Regions from separate parts of the Homo sapiens genome. Here region 1 is linked to region 2. The links are chromatin loops, found by intact Hi-C in ENCODE. Cell type or tissue: MCF 10A. All regions are shown on one strand.

Region 1 (8,000 bases), 480 kb after region 2:
GGCTTCTCACAGGAATTTTTTCTAATTTTACACATTTTTCTTCCTTGTGATAATATGTATAATTTATTTTATGAGAAGTAAAACATAAATTGTAATAGAACTTAGTTTTAGTATTTTTTTTTTAAGAGATGGGTACTCATTCTGAAGCCCAGACTGGAGTGCAGTGGCGGCAATCATAGCTCACTGCAGCCCCCAATCTCTGGGGCTCAAGCGATCCTCCCACCTCAGCCTCCCAAGTAGCTGGGACCACAGGCATGTGCCAACACACCCGGCTAATTTTGTTTATTTTTGTAGAGATGCGGGTCTCACTATGTTGCCCAGGCTGGTCTTGAACTCCTGGGCTTAAGCAATCCTCCTGCCTTAGCTTCCCAAAGTGCTGGGATTACAGGTGTGCGCCACCGCCCCCAGCCACGTTTGCTAATTTCAACATTTTCTTAACAAAAAGGAAAATTAATTACATGGTGTAGGTCAGGCATCTTTTATAACACTCTTACTTCTTCACATTCTTAAAATGTTGACTTTCTAATGTGAAGACTGGACAGGCTTCCAAGCTCTGGTCAAAGTGGGGCAAGGATTACTCTAGAGAGATTGTTAGGATATCACTGTATACCACTCCATCTCCCATGAGTATACAAGTTGTGCTGTGAGAGGAGTTTCTCACCATCTTTTGTACTTAAACATCGCTTCATTTCTTGCTCCTCCTTAATCCTCTTCATAGCCTCTACCTAACCTAAAATATTGGGAATCCAAGGTTCCATGTTGGGCCCCCTCTTCTTGTACTCAACCACCTGAGATTTTCAATTCCCATGGCTTCTCCCAACAAGTTTACATTATTCACTCTTAAATATCATCTCCAGGCTGGGCATGGTGGCTCATGCCTGTAATCTCAGCACTTTGAGAGGCCGAGGCAGGTGGATCACCTGAGGTCACGAGTTCGAGACCAGCCTGGCCAACATGGTGAAACCCCGTTTCCACTAAAAATACAAAAATTAGCTGGGCGTGGTGGTGCCTGCCTGTAATCCCAGCTACTCGAGAGGCTGAAGCAGGAGAATCGCCTGAACCCAGGAGGCGGAGGTTGCAGTGAGCCAAGATCACGCCATTGCACTCTGGCCTGGGTGACAAGAGTGAAACTCTGTCCCTCCCCCACCCAAAGAAAAATCATCTCCAGATTTATCTCCTGAACTCCAGTTAGTCTCATGTTTTCAATTCTGTCTCAGCACCTCTACCTGATGTCCCCCCAACCCAGGTGCCCCACATTCATCTTGTCCCCAAGCAAATCCTCTACAAATCTGCTATTCCTCATGAATTTCTGTTTTGAATGTTATTATTACACAGCAAGATGCCAGAATTAGAAACCCCACAGTCATCTTTGGGCATGCCTCTCCCTTTCTCGGGCACCACATCCAATCAGACATCCTAGCCCCATAAGTCTACCATGCAAATATCTCTTAAATATGCCTCCATCATTAACTCTCCCCCCAACAAGACGCCACCATTCATCAATCCACATTGTGCTTTTCCTCTCTAGCTTTGTGTGATCCATCATCTCTTAATTGGTCTTTCTGCTTCCATCCTCTACCATCTCCACACCTTCTTAAGAAGGCTATCTGGGGCCAGCAGAATCAAGTCCACACTCCTTAGGACACCTCATAAGGGTTTTTACAGTGCTGTCCTTATTCCTTGGCCTGCCTTCTAAGGATTTTCCCAGTCTGGCTCTCATCTACCTCTGCAGTCTCTTTCCACTGCTTCCTCTCTCTTCCTCCTCCGTCCTGTATCCCAATTCTGTTGGCACACTGACTGTTTAATACTGTGAGTTCTAGTCAGAATTTTCTGGGTTTCACAAAAATGCTGAACAGTTTGATGCTTCTATATCTGAGCTCAAGTTGTTCCATCTGCCTAAAATACCTTTTGTTCACATTTCAGTCTGTCATATCTCACTTAAATTTGAAGCTCACATATAAAGTTCATTCAACAGAATTAATGATTCATTTTCTAGGTTTCCACCTTGTACACAGCTGCATTAAAACATCTCCTATGGCCAGGCACAGTGGCTCATGCCTGTAATGCCAGCACTTTGGGAGGCTGAGGTGGGTGGATTACTTGAGGTAAGGAGTTCAAGACCAGCCTGGCCAACATGGTGAAACCCCATCTCTATTAGAAATATAAAAAAATTAGCCAGGCTTGGTGGTGGGTGCCTATAATCCCAGCTACTCGGGAGGCTGAGGCAGGAGAATCGCTTGAACCCAGGAGGCAGAGGTTGCGGCAGGCTGAGATTGCACCACTGCACTCCAGCCTGGGGGACAGAGTGAGACTCCGTCTCAAAAAGAAAGAAAACCTCTTACATTAGTGTTATGAATTTGTTTCTCTTTCTGGATGGACTGTGAGCTCAGCAAGAATATCTGAAAGATGAGAGATCTCCAATTGATGTTCCGTTTGAACTAGTGAATGAAATATCCCTGGTATAATTGGCACATTAAGCTGAGAATACTAATTACATATACCTAAGAATGAATTTTAATTATATGCTATACTCTCGGTTAGAAAGTAGGGAAGCAAACTTTACTGTGTGAAGCTTAAAGGAAGGAAGAAATAATACTAAAGAAGGAATTTGAGAAACAGAAGAGTGAAGGCCCTGCATGGAAAAAAGGAGTGAAGAGAAATCAAAGGTGGACATTTTCTTAGAGACAGGGTCTCACTATGCTGTCCAGGCTGGTCTTGAACTCCTGGGCTCAAGCTACCCTCCCACCTCAGCCTCCCAAAGTGCCGGGATGACATGTGTAAGCCACCATGCCTGGCCTGAGATGGACATTAATTAAAGACAGATTTGCCCTCTTTAGCATTTTGTCCTTACTATTTTATTTTTGTAAATAGGTAGGCTGATGTGACCTGATGAGAAAATATCTAGTAAAAACACTGTGCAAACTAAGAATTGAAGACATTGAAAAATTCTTTTTTTTTTTTTTTTGAGACATAGTCTTGCTCTGTCGCCCAGACTGGAGTGCAGTGGTGCGATCTCGGCTCACTGCAACCTCCACCTCCCAGGTTCAAGCGGTTCTCCTGCCTCAGTCTCCCAAGTAGCTGGGATTACAGGCACCTGCCACCATGCCCGGCTAATTTTTGTATTTTTTTAGTAGAGATAGGGTTTCACCATGTTGGCCAGGCTGGCCTCGAACTCCTGACCTCAAGTAATCTGCCCACCTCAGCCTCCAAAGTGCTGGGATTACAGGTGTACAGTGCTGGCATGACATGCCTGGCCTGAAAAATTCTACTTTCTATATGTTATTTTTTAATTGTTCTTAGTCTTCTTTTCATAAATGTTACTTTTTAAAAAACATGCTCTACATGTTCAGAGAAACTTTCCTAGGAAGGAACTATAGAAACGATCCCTTGCTGGGCATGGGGGCCCACACCTGTAATCCCAGAATTTTGGGAGGCTGAGGAAGGATTGCTTGAGCCCAGGAGTTTGAGACCAGCCTGGGCAAGACAGTGAGACCCTGTCTCTACAGAAAAATTTTAAAAATAGCCCAGTGTGATGCTGTGTGCCTGTAGTCCCAGCTACTCAGGAGGCTGAGGTGGGAAGATTGCTTGAACCTGGGATGTCAAGGCTGCAGTGAGCCATGATGGCACTATTACACTCCAGCCTGGCTGACAGAGTGAGGCCCTGTCAAAAAAAAAAAAAAAAAGAAAGAAAGAAAAGAAAAGAAAAACAAATGACCCCTGAAAGCATAGTCTTTAAATGTTACTTCCTGATGAATGCCTTTTTGTAAATGAATTCAAGATGTAGATAAATGAGAAATGAAATAGAGACGATTATATTTCAGTTATATAGCTCACTCATCCATTTGGATAATTTTTCCATATTCTATAAAATGTCACCATCTGCTGGGGGAAGAAAAGATGTACAATTCAACTTTGTTGCGTAAGTGGTATTTCAAATCAACATGATTACTTAGAACTGTAGAACTTTTCTTTAGCAAGATGATTACACTAGCTCAGCTGGTGAAAAATTACCAGAACACATAGGCAAATACTATTCACCACTGTGCTTTGTTTGAGGATATTCTTTCTCCAATGGGCAATTCAGATCAATTATCCTTTAAAATGTTTTAACAAGTAGCACTTTTTGTTTGTTTGTTTTTTGAGTCTCGCTCTGTCGCCCAGGCTGGAGTGCAATGGTGCGATCTCGGCTCACTGCAACCTCCGCCTCAGCCTCCTGAGTAGCTGGGATTACAGGCACACACCATCATGCCCAGCTAATTTTTGTATTTTTGTAGAGATGGGGTTTCATCATGTTGGCCAGGCTGATCTTGAACTCCTGACCTCAAGTGATCCTCCTGCCTTGGCCTCCCAAAGTGCTGGGATTACAGGCATGAGCCACCTCGCCCAGACTCCTTTTCCATTTTCTATTCATATGTTCACTTTTACATACGTACACTTTTACATAAACACTTTTACATATTTTACAAATAGCAGTTTGTGGGGATATTTTTTTATTAGAGACATTGTAATCATCCAGTGGGTCCTTCTGTTAGAATAGGTAGCTAGGCAGACATGAACAGGGCAGGAGAAGGCCCCCAAATCCCCAGGCAACCATCAGGTGATGGTCAGGTGGTTGTTAAACTGTCTTGCTAAAATAATAATTGGTCGCAGCTGGCACCAGAGAAAGGCAATCTCTCAATGGATAGAAACACCTGAAGCTGGTAATGAGCAACTTCCAAATAAGATATCAGGAGTTAGGCAAACGGGCTCAAGTATGTGCACTAAGAGGCAAAATGGCGGAGTTTAACTGGTGTATGACATTCCTCTAGGAACGCTTGACTGGTAAGGGAAAAATGCCTCAAATGAGCATGTGCCTAACTTCAGTAAACACACTGTGCGTGCAGCCTCATCCAAGTGCTGGCAGGCCATGGTGCATGCAGACAGCCCACTCCAAGGAAAAACAGAGGAGAAATGGAAATCTCAGAACCATGCCAGCGTATAAAACAAGTCAAGGGCTGAACAGCACACTTGGATCTCTCAAGTTGCCCACTTGACCCTCTTCCAAGTGTACTTTACTTCCTTTAGTTCCTGCTCTAAAACTTTTAAATAAACTCTCACTCCTGTTCTAAAACTTGCCTTGGTCTCTCACTCTGCCTTCTGCCCCTTGGCCAAGTTCTTTCCTCCAAGGGGGCAAGAATCGAGTTTGCTGTATAGACCCGTTGGATTTGCTGCTGGTAACACTTCCTGCCCACTGCACAGACAAAATCAGTTTACTGAGACCATGGCATTGCAATAAAGAGTTTGGCTGGGTGTGGTGGCTCACATCTGTAATCCCAACACTTTGGGAGGCTGAGACAGGTGGATCACTTGAGGCCAGGAGTTCAAGACCAGCCTGGCCAACATGGTGAAACTCCGTCTCTACTAAAAATACAAAAAATTAAGGCCGGACATGGTGGCTCATGCCTGTAATCCCAGCAATGTCAGAGGCCAAGGCAAGTGGATCACCTGAGGTCAGGAGTTCAAGACCAGCCTGGCCAATATGGTGAAATCCTGTCTCTACAAAAATACAAAAATTAGCTGGGCATGATGGCATGTGCCTGTAATCCCAGCTACTTGGGAGGCTGAGGTGGGAGAATCGCTTGAACCCAGGAGGCAGAGGTTGCAGTAATCCAAGATCATGCCATTACACTCTAGCCTGGGTGACAGAGCGAGACTCAGTCTCAAAAAAAATAGCCAGGCATGGTGGCGCATGCCTGTAGTCCTAGCTACTCAGGAGGCTGAGGTAGGAGAACCATTTGAACCTGGGAGGTGGAGGTTGCAGTGAGCCAAGATCATGCCACTGCACTCCAGCCTGGGTGATGGAGTGAGACTCCATCTCGAAAAGAAAGAAAGAGTTTAATTGACATGAGGCTGGCCACGCCACGTGGGAGATGAATTATTACTCAAATCAATCTCCCTGAAAACTCAGAAGTTAGGGTTTTTCAAGGATAGTTTGTCAGACAGGGGGCTGATTGGTTGGAAGTGCAATTATAGGGGTGTGGAAAATGGTCCTTGTGTGCCAAGTCTGCTTCTGGGTGGGGGCCACAAGACCAGTTGAGTCATGAGTCCATCTTGCCAGTCCGGAGTGGAGCCATCCGGTCACCATAAATGCAAAAACCTGAAAAGACATCTCAAAAGGCCAATCTTAGGTTCTACAATAGTGATGTTATTTACAGGATTAACAGGGGAAGTTGCAAATCTTGTGGTCTCTGGAACAATGGCCATTAATCATTTAACTCCACCTACATCTTAGCAAAATTCAGGCCCCTTTCATCTTTCTTTTTTTTTTTTTTGAGATTGAGTCTTGCTCTGTTGCCCAGGCTGGAGTGCAGTGGCACTATCTCGGCTCACTGCAACCTCTGCCTCCCTGGTTCAAGCGATTCTCCTGCCTCAGCCTCCTGAGTAGCTGGGACTACAGGCACCGGCCACCACGCCCGGCTAATTTTTGTAATTTTAGTAGAGACGGGGTTTCACCATATTGGTCAGGCTGGTCTTGAATGCCTGACTTCAGGTGATCCACCCACCTTGGCCTCCCAAAGTGCTGGGATTACAGGGGTGAGCCACTGTGCCCGGCCTCATTAGTTTTACAAAGGTGCTTTAGTTTTGGGGAAGGGCTATTATCATCTAAACTGCAAACTGCATTTCCCCCAGTTAGCTTGGCCCATGCCCAGGGATGACCAAGGGCAGTTTAGAGTTTAAAGGCAAGATGGGGGTTGGTTGGATCAGATCTCTTTCACTGTTATAATTTTCTCACTGTTAAAATTTTTGCAAAGGCAGTTTCAATATCACCTCTCTTCTTAAGTGTTGCAAATATTCTTCCCAGTCTATAACTTGTCTTTTGATTTCCTATGGCATGAGGACTAAACTCTGATCTTGAAATTCCTATCTAAGGGGTCTGGGGAGTCATGCCCTACAAACTATAAAAATCTAATTCGATTTTTAAAATTAACCTGACACAATGTGGCTTACTTTCCAACCTGACTCTGGTATAGCATCACATGATAGATAGCAGACACTGAAGGAAACCAAATTATTTTATCCCAAAATATATTTCTTTGACATATTTTAAAATGGCTGCCACAGGGCCAACACATTGAAGTGACTCTGCAAAGCTGCCTTTTGCAGTGGAAATTTGCATTGGTAGAGAATCTCCATTAATGCACCCAGGCCTTCCCTTTCTAGGCCTTTTCCAGATCTAGGAGAGATTAACTGCCAGTCTGATGTCTTTAAGGTCTGAAAGAGACATTTACCATCTATTCTCTCTGAGGGCTGCTACTTAGGAACCTTCATCTACATAACAAGGTCCTCAGCCCCCATAACCCCCTTATCTTAACTCAAGCATTCCTTTCTACTGACTTCATGTCTTCAGACAACAGCTTAACTCTCTCAACCAACTGTCATCTAAAGAATACCTAAAACCGGCCGGTCGCGGTGACTCACGCCTGTAATCCCAGCACTTTGGGAGGCCAAAGCAGGCGGATCACCTGAGGTCGGGAGTTCCAGACCAGCCTGACCAACATGGAGAATCCCCACCTCTACTAAAAATACAAAATTATCTGGGTGTGGTGGCACATGCCTGTAATCCCAGCTACTCAGAAGGCTGAGGCAGGAGAATCCCTTGAACCTGGGAGGCAGAGGTTGCAGTGAGCTGAGATCATGCCACTGCAATCCAGCCTGGGTGACAGAGTGACACTGTCTCCAATATATATACATTTTTAAATGAAGTCTAGGATTTACTTTATGGCTTCAGGGTTGTCCTTCTGGTTTATGCTCCATCATGATGTTATATAATATTCATATATATATAATTTATTTATTTTTGAGACAGAGTCTCACTCTGTCACCAGGCTGGAGTGTAGTGGCATCATCTCGGCTCACTGCAACCTCCACCTCCCGGGTTCAAGCGATTCTTCTGCCTCAGCCTCCCGAGTAGCTGGGACTACAGGCAGGTGCCACCACGCCCAGCTAATTTTTGTATTTTT
Region 2 (8,000 bases):
AATGTCAGCTCCCCATTAACTAGATTCTGCAGTCTCTCTTGTCATGCAGTTAAACTGCCTAACAAATTTGCTGGTTTGGATAGTGGCTGGGGAGAGAGGGCATGAGTGGGATATCCACACAGCTAAAGAAAAAAAAAGGCAGCCATAAGAAGAAATGTCTTCAAGCCCCATTTTAATTAAGTTAGTGTACATGTAGCCACTCAGGAAATACCAGCAACTGAAGGACCAGGCTAGATAATGATAAAAAATTGAATTTTGAGTAAAGAAGGTCTTTGGCAGGTGTTGAGTGTAAGCCCTAAAAAGAGCTTCAAAAAGTAAAGGGCATCGGCCGGGCGCAGTGGCTCACGCCTGTAATCCCAGCACTTTGGGAGGCCTAGACAGGTGGATCACGTGAGGTCAGGAGATCGAGACCATGCTGGCTAACACGGTGAAACCCCGTCTCTACTAAAAATACCAAAAAAAAAAAAAAAAAATTAGCCAGGCATGGTGGCGGGCACCTGTAGTCCCAGCTACTCGGGAGGCTGAGGCAGAAGAATGGCGTGAACCTGAGAGGTGAAGTTTGCAGTGAGCCGAGATAGCGCCACTGCACTCCAGCCTGGGTGACAGAGCGAGACTCTGTCTCAAAAATAAAATAAAATAAATAAAAATAAAAAAGTAAAGGGCATCATCACAGTAGACAAAGAGTTACTGCTCACTTTATTTGTAATAGCCTAAACCTGTAAACAACCCAAATGCCCATCAAAGGAAAATGAATAAATCAGAGTATATCCATACAATGGAATATTAGCAATAGAAAGGAATAAACTATTGATATACACCACAACATGGAGTGTTAGCCAGACCGAAAAAAATACATACTGTATGAAGTTTAAAACCAGATAAAATTAATCTATCATGATCAAGACAAAAATGGTGGTTATTCTTGGGGGATAGAGACTGGAAAGTGGGTATAGAGGATCTTTCTGGGGTGCTTTATGTCTATTTTTAGGGTATTTCATGTCTTGGTCTGAGTTGTGGTTACAGATACAAACGTGTAAAATATCACAAAACTCTACACTTAAAATTTGGCATCTAAATATAAGTTTTACCTTAAAAAATTCTGCTGCTCACACCCTGGTCTTTTGTGTCTCTCCTCTCATACAAATTTATCAATTTATACATGATATACCCAAATATCATGTATATATTTGGGTATTATCCCAAATATCGTGTATATATTCGGGTATTATCCCAAATACCACTGGGAATACCACCTATATATTAATCACCATGGGCTTACATGCAAGTGTGCATCCAATAAGGATCTGAGGTAGCTCAAGTGGAAGTACTATTACTTCAGAAACATGGGCAAGCATGAAGCATTTCCATACTGAGCCTGAGTCAGTCTGAATGCTGTGGGGAACAGGGACACCCTGGAGCAAATGGTCTCACGGGCCTGGATGAATTCTTACCTCTGGGATCCACAGGGCACAGCTGACATGAGCCCATTTAGTCCCTGTCTTGGTGGTCTTCAGGGCTCCACCTTTCTTTGGACATAACACACATTGCGGATAAATGCCCAGGACACAGGAGCGACACAGCCAGCTGCCTTCTGGGACCTTGAGGATGCCATAGCAGGCCTGGAGGTATGAGGAGGAGAGGGGAGAATGGTCAGCACCTTCTCACCAGGGTTGGTATCTGTTCTGATACACAGTCACAGAGTATCCTCTGCTTTTGGGAGAAAGGCAAATAAAGCCGAACAAGCTTATATCCAGTATCGAGTGATTTAAAAATACTCAAAAAAGCAACTTCCAGCATCTCTCCTAAGATCAGCATGTCTGTCCATGAGAACTGACTTTAAGGATGATAGAACAAGACGAGGAGATACAGCCAACCGTTAACCCAACTGTTATCTGAGTGTTGTGATTACAGCATTTTTTGGTCTGTTTTCTAAAGCTTCTTCAATGACTATGTATTATAATTAGTCAAACACTTATTGAACATTTCCTAAAAGTCATACACTGTTGTGATCAAGAAAAAAGTTTTAGAAAATAAAGAGAATGAAACTTCTGAGGAGCAAATGAACTGACGTTTATAAAAAGCCTATTAACGCCTGGTGCATAAAAAGTACTCAGTAAATCGTAGCAATTGCTTGCTTGGGTTGAAGAAACAGGGACTTGTGAATGAATCTTGAATAGAATATTACACTAATCACAATAATTCATAATGAGTTCTGGAAGGTGCTTCAAATCCTTTATGGAATGAAGTTGGACAAATAATTACTGTGAGAAACTGGAGATTAGTTTGGGAAACATTCTAGACTCCCTTTTTGCTATCCCCAATTTTGCCCATCATTTCCTCCTTACTGCTCTACTCTATTAGAGACTAACTGATTCAATATGGCAGCTTCAAAATTTCTGTCTGCCTCAGGAGATTCACCCTCAACTCAGATTCAAGTTATAACAGTTACCATAATATCGGTCCCCCCACAACCTGGTCCTTTTCCAAGCTCCTTCTTTCCGTGTCACCACCATACTTCCTATCTTCCAGATCCAAATTCCTAGACTTGTATTACTCACTTTCTTTCATCTGCTGACCTGGTACTTGCTATTCTCCCTACAGTGGCCCCAAGACTCTGACGTTCCTCTCCGTCCTCACCACTTGCTCTATCCAAGTTCTCATTATGCCATGCCTGGATTGATTAATTTCTACATTTTCTTTTTCCCCCTGCACGCCTTCAACCCTTCTTCTACTTGACTGCCAGATTCTCCTCACTAAAAGAATTCATACCATTGTACAGTGGCAAGCCCTTTAGATATTCCTTCTGCTCTTACCTGCTCCCCACTATCCAAACTAGGGGTTGGCTATTTTCCAAGGTCTGTTTTATAAAGCCAACAAGCTAAGAATGGTTTTCACATTTTTAAAGGGTTGTAAAGAGAAGAAGAAGAACATGTAACAGAGACTGTATGTGGCTATAAAGACTGAAATATTTACAGCGGATCCTTAAAGAAAAAGTTTGCCGGTTCCTTATCTAAAGCCTGTTGTTCCTTGTACTTCACTATCTGATCTCATGCCCCACTATACCCAAACACAGGGCTTCTGACTTGGACAGGCAGGCCTCCTGGTTTTCTCCATAACTGGTCATTCTTATTTTCACATCCATGTGTCTAAGCAGCTTCCCTGCTCTACATGGTCAACTGTTGTTTGCATAGTTGGACCTTTCTCACCCTTCCAGACCCGGTTCAAACTCCAGGCCCCTCCAAAAATCCTGCTCAGGTCACTGTAGCCCCTTGCGTTTGTCCCACTGCCTGACTCCCATCCTCCACTCCATGCAATTTCCCTCACCAAGTACATAGTCAGCATCATGTGTTCTTTAATTTTATTATTATTTTTTTTGAGACAGGGTCTTGCTCTGTCACCCAGGCTGGAATGCTGTGGCATGATCTTGGCTCACTGTAGCCTCAACCTCCTGGGCTCAAGCAATCGTCCTACCTTAGCCTCCCGAGTACCTAGGAGCACAGGCATGTGCCACTCTGCCCAGCTAATTTTTGTAGAGACGAGGTTTTGCAATACTGCCCAGGCTACTCTCAAAATCCTGGGCTCAAGTGATCCACACTTTGGTCTCCCAAAGTGCTGGAATTACAGGTGTGAGTCACAGCACCCGGCCAGCATCATGTATTCTTTTTCTCTACATTTGCTGTTGTGTTTCTTCTCCTCAGTGACATTTTTAGTATTTTTTTTTCTTTTAATTAACCCTGGCCTACAGAACTCAATGAGATTTTAAAGTCACTAGAGGTAGAGCTGTTATCATCAATTTACCTGGAATGCCCCCTATGCTGAGCTTGAGTAGGTGGTTGGATAAAACAAATGTATTTAGCTCAAGAACTGAAGCTGGACTCTAGGTAGGCTCCTCTCACAAGAGCAAGGCATCATTTTATAAGGTTTCTAACCTTTAAAGCTCTTTGTCTGAGGCCCAGAATGTTTGCTAGGAAATGAAAGCAAGCTTCCTCCCTAAAATAGAGTCTCTTTCAGACTGGCAGAAGAGAGGTCAGGTCAGTGACTGGCTCTTGGAATATCCTTTAGCTCCTGGCCAGTCTATAGGGCAGAACATCATTTACTGAGCCCTTTTGTGGACTTACTCACAGTCATAAGATCATAGATACATGTAAAAGGATTTAGAATGGCCCTAACTTTCACATTTTTTTTTTTTTGAGATGGAGTCTCACTCTGTCGCCCAGGCTGGAGTGCAGTGGCGCAATCTTGGCTCACTGCAATGTCCACCTCCTGGGTTCAAGCAATTCTTCTGCCTCAGCCTCCCGAGCAGCTGGGACTACAGGTGCATGCCACCACACCCAGCTCATTTTTGTATTTTTAATAGAGACGGGGTTTCACCATATTGGCCAGGCTGGTATTGAACTCCTGACCTCGTGATCCACCCGCCTCGGCCTCCCAAAGTGCTGGGATTACAGGCGTGAGCCACCATGCCCGGCCCAACTTTCACATTTTTTAAAGAAAAAATGTTAAATTCATTGTTAAAATCTAAAGGCTACTTATGTACACATCTCTTCTAAAGTACACATAAGTGTATTTTTTGTCACTGAGGAACAAACACTGAAATGTAATATGGTGTCACTAAAGAAGAAAAATCATGTTTAATAAATTCAGATGTCAACATGTCCCCATTCTGTTAGGGAGTAAACCAAATCTTCCAAGGTATTTTAAGTCACTTTTCAGCCAACAGAGGGAGCTCTAAGCCAAGTATCTCTTTAGAATCCAAGTAAATATACTCACTTTGGAAGAATCTCTTATGTGAAACTTTATAGGGTACCAATGTCCCAGCTTTAATACATACCAGTTTACATACTGCAAGGTCTGGTCAGTTATTGCCATCTCATCTCTTTCTATGTGAGAAAGGGGTATCATTTATATTCATTACCGGAATCGTTTTTAAGACTAATAAATAGCATTGGAGATAATTATGCTACATTTGAGTTTGTTAAAGAACCTGAGAATACTTACTATTTTGTCCCAACTGTAAAGGACAAACATAGGAAATATATACAGATGACCTTTATGCTATTCCTTTTAAGCCTACTACAGATCCACAATCATTTATCTGAAACCTCTAGGGTAAGAAAAATTAGGAAATTCAGAATTGCTCAGATCTTAGGAAAGTATATATATATATATAGTATATGACCTAAGCCCCCAGTGGGACCAGGGGCAATACCATATAACCAAACACATTAATAGTTCTCTAACAAAATATATGAGTATTTAAACAAAATGGATAAGGACTACAAATGGCCTCATACTGGGTGGGTTGTGGTATTGTCCTCAAATCAGTTCTGGTGTGAAACTTCAGCAAAAACATGCGTTTTTCAGAACTTTATAATTTTGGAATTGCAGAGAAAGGACTCTGGGCTTGTATTGTGAGATATAATACTTAAGTTCATAGTTAAATGGTAAAGATTTTCTGCTCTCACTTAAAGTCTGATATAAATGCCAATAATTGGTAAAGTGAAGACAAATTTTCAAAATTCACTTTGTTAAAGGTAAATGAAGAAAAAGACCCAATTGGTCACAGAATAATTCTGAGTACCTTTTACATACAGGGTGGTTAGGTTAAGAGGCCCAGGGAATTAAAATAATCTTAAGCCCTGGTTTCTATCTGCTATGTTATCTATTCTAATTACTTTAGTCATTTTGTAGCCAGAATGATCTTTCTAAAATACATATCATATCCTCCAGGGTTGACAGGACAGAACTGAAGTTCCTTAGTTTGTCAGACGGTCCTTTACACACGTCTCTTGTATCCCTCTCTACCCTCACTTTCCATGCCTTCCCTACTCTACTCTGCCACTTTACAGTTTCTGAAGGCTTCAGTTGCCTCTGACATATTTTGCCTGCTTTCACTACCCTGTCTGAACATTTCTCCTCTCTGCCTGAACACACATTGCTGGTTTACTTGACATCTCCTTTTGGACATTAAGATTTAGCTTGGGTGCTACCTCCTGGAAGTTGTCCCTGACCCTCGTTTCTCACAGATGCATTTCCACAGCAGCTTGGACTTATATCTATAAAAACACTTGGCATATGATGCTAAATTGGCAGTTTCCTTATATTTCTTTCACCAGACTATGATCTCCCTGGGGGCACAGACCATGTCTGCCTCTTCATCACTGACTGTGTCCTCAGCATGCATCACAATCCTGGCCCACGGAGTACTGTACCTATTTGCTAGACAAATTAACAAAATGAATGAAATATACAACAGGTTCAGAAGAATGAAAAATCACTTAGGGTAAGGGAGTTCAAGAAAGGATTTGAACTAGACCTTGAAAAATATATAGATTTTTGATAGCTGGGACATAGGAGGAGGCATTTACAAATTGGAGTGTGGCTGAAACATGGGAGATAGGACAGTGTCAGGAATATTCATCACTGCACCTTGAGTAACCTTATTTTGTTGGAACACAGTGCTTGTGGGGGAAAAAATGGAAAGAGCTGAAAGGAGGGTTGATATCATAATCATCATTATTAATTAAAAAGGCAGTATAGTAGAAAGAATGACAAATAACCAGCTTGGGTAAAGTCACTTCACCTCTCCCGGTATTTGTGTAAAATTGAGGAGTTAGACAGTCTTTTGCAGTCCTAAAATTCTGTGATCTTTAAAAGTGGGGTGGACATTCTTAGGAGTGGCATGTTTAGGGGATGGGGGAGGGTTACAAGTGCCAGGATAAGGAGTCTGGACTTCTATTTGTAGGAAGTGTAAACTCACCAAGGTTACTGACCATGGGTGTAACCTCATGAGGCCATGGAGATTTGAAGGAAGAGGAGAGACCTCAGACAGGCAGCAATGAGATCCCCCTGGGGCAGGGGCCTAGGGGCAAGCTGAACAAGGCAATCCCAATGGTCTGGGCATAAAGTGACACAATAAAGACCTGGGTTTAGCCCCATGGGGTAAAGTTAGTCAGCAAGTCATCTTGGGGGTCATAAGAAGCATTGTTTCTAGAGGAAATACTGAAGAACAACCAGGCCAAATCTTTATTTTCACCCTTAAATGCAAGCTGCTACCCAGATATGCGTGCTGGAGATCATCACTGAGCTTCAGAAAGGCTGACCGTAGGGAGATGACGGTCTCCACTCTCACTAACCTGATGCACACAGACGTTACACTTATCACAGAACACCATATCATTCCCTTCTTCACTGTCTGGAGACCGGCACACATCACAGATCACATCTTCATCATACTCTATGCCTAGCCCTTCCTCTGTCTCAATAGCATGGTTCATATTTTCATGGCAATGGCGTTCCAGGACTTCTACTGTCTTTTCCATAAGATTCTCATCAACTGGCCCACAACCTGCACAGAAATACAAACAATCAATCAACCCATCAGTCAGCTGTCATTCCCAAAACACCTACTGTGAGCCCAGTGCAGGAGTGGGTAGGATTCTAAAGGATAAAAACATCTCTTTCCTGCTCTAAAACAACCAGATTTCAAAAAATCTTTTGCTAGTGCTACTCTAACATTTACCTATAATCATATATTAGTGTTTGACACATGAAAGGAGATGTATATTTCACCATGTTCCTTAGAAGATATATTACTGACCCTTTCGATTTCTTGTCCAAATCCTTGCCAGTCTCCTCTTAAATCTCTATATTTTCTCTTATTCTCACTGTAGGAGGACTTTCACCAAGCTTTATAATTCTGGACACGATAATTTGTAGCATAGTAATTAAAATCACATAACTATTTGGATATAATAATTCATTCTTAGCAAGTTAGCTTCAATGAGCATATCTAATGATTATACAAGGAAATTTTCATATAAAAATGTATGAAGCCCATAAAAGAAAATTCTAGGTCCCATGTGTAGGTGATTACACATATAAAATATTTTGTTTTTCAAATATGACTTTTAAAAAATCTAATAATATTTTTCAATGGCAAACTATAACAACATATAAACCTGTTAATATTCACAAAGGTCTAACTTCAATTCTGGAAT

Evidence for each region. Peaks named below come from ENCODE experiments on the same cell type or tissue, not always from the same donor. Only the 100,000 strongest peaks of a DNase experiment are listed, where the experiment ranks them.
Region 1: a loop joins it to region 2, with 9 times the contacts of the local background. A loop is called at or near these places in 3 of 110 quality-filtered maps.

The regions. Positions count from the first base shown.
Region 1 is chrX:46,551,059-46,559,058 of GRCh38, reverse strand. No RefSeq gene overlaps it. Among named protein-coding and RNA genes, the nearest start is that of ZNF674-AS1, 9.6 kb to the right of the region's middle. RefSeq lists an enhancer at 6,556-7,454. In MCF 10A, a CTCF peak has its summit at 3,850 (motif pointing left); no DNase peak of the experiment used is centred here.
Region 2 is chrX:47,027,240-47,035,239 of GRCh38, reverse strand. It overlaps JADE3 (jade family PHD finger 3), which reads right to left. Exons shown (of 11, transcript NM_014735.5): 6 at 7,137-7,348; 7 at 1,452-1,619. Among named protein-coding and RNA genes, the nearest start is that of RGN, 47 kb to the left of the region's middle. In MCF 10A, a CTCF peak has its summit at 4,703 (motif pointing right); a DNase peak (open chromatin) is centred at 4,729.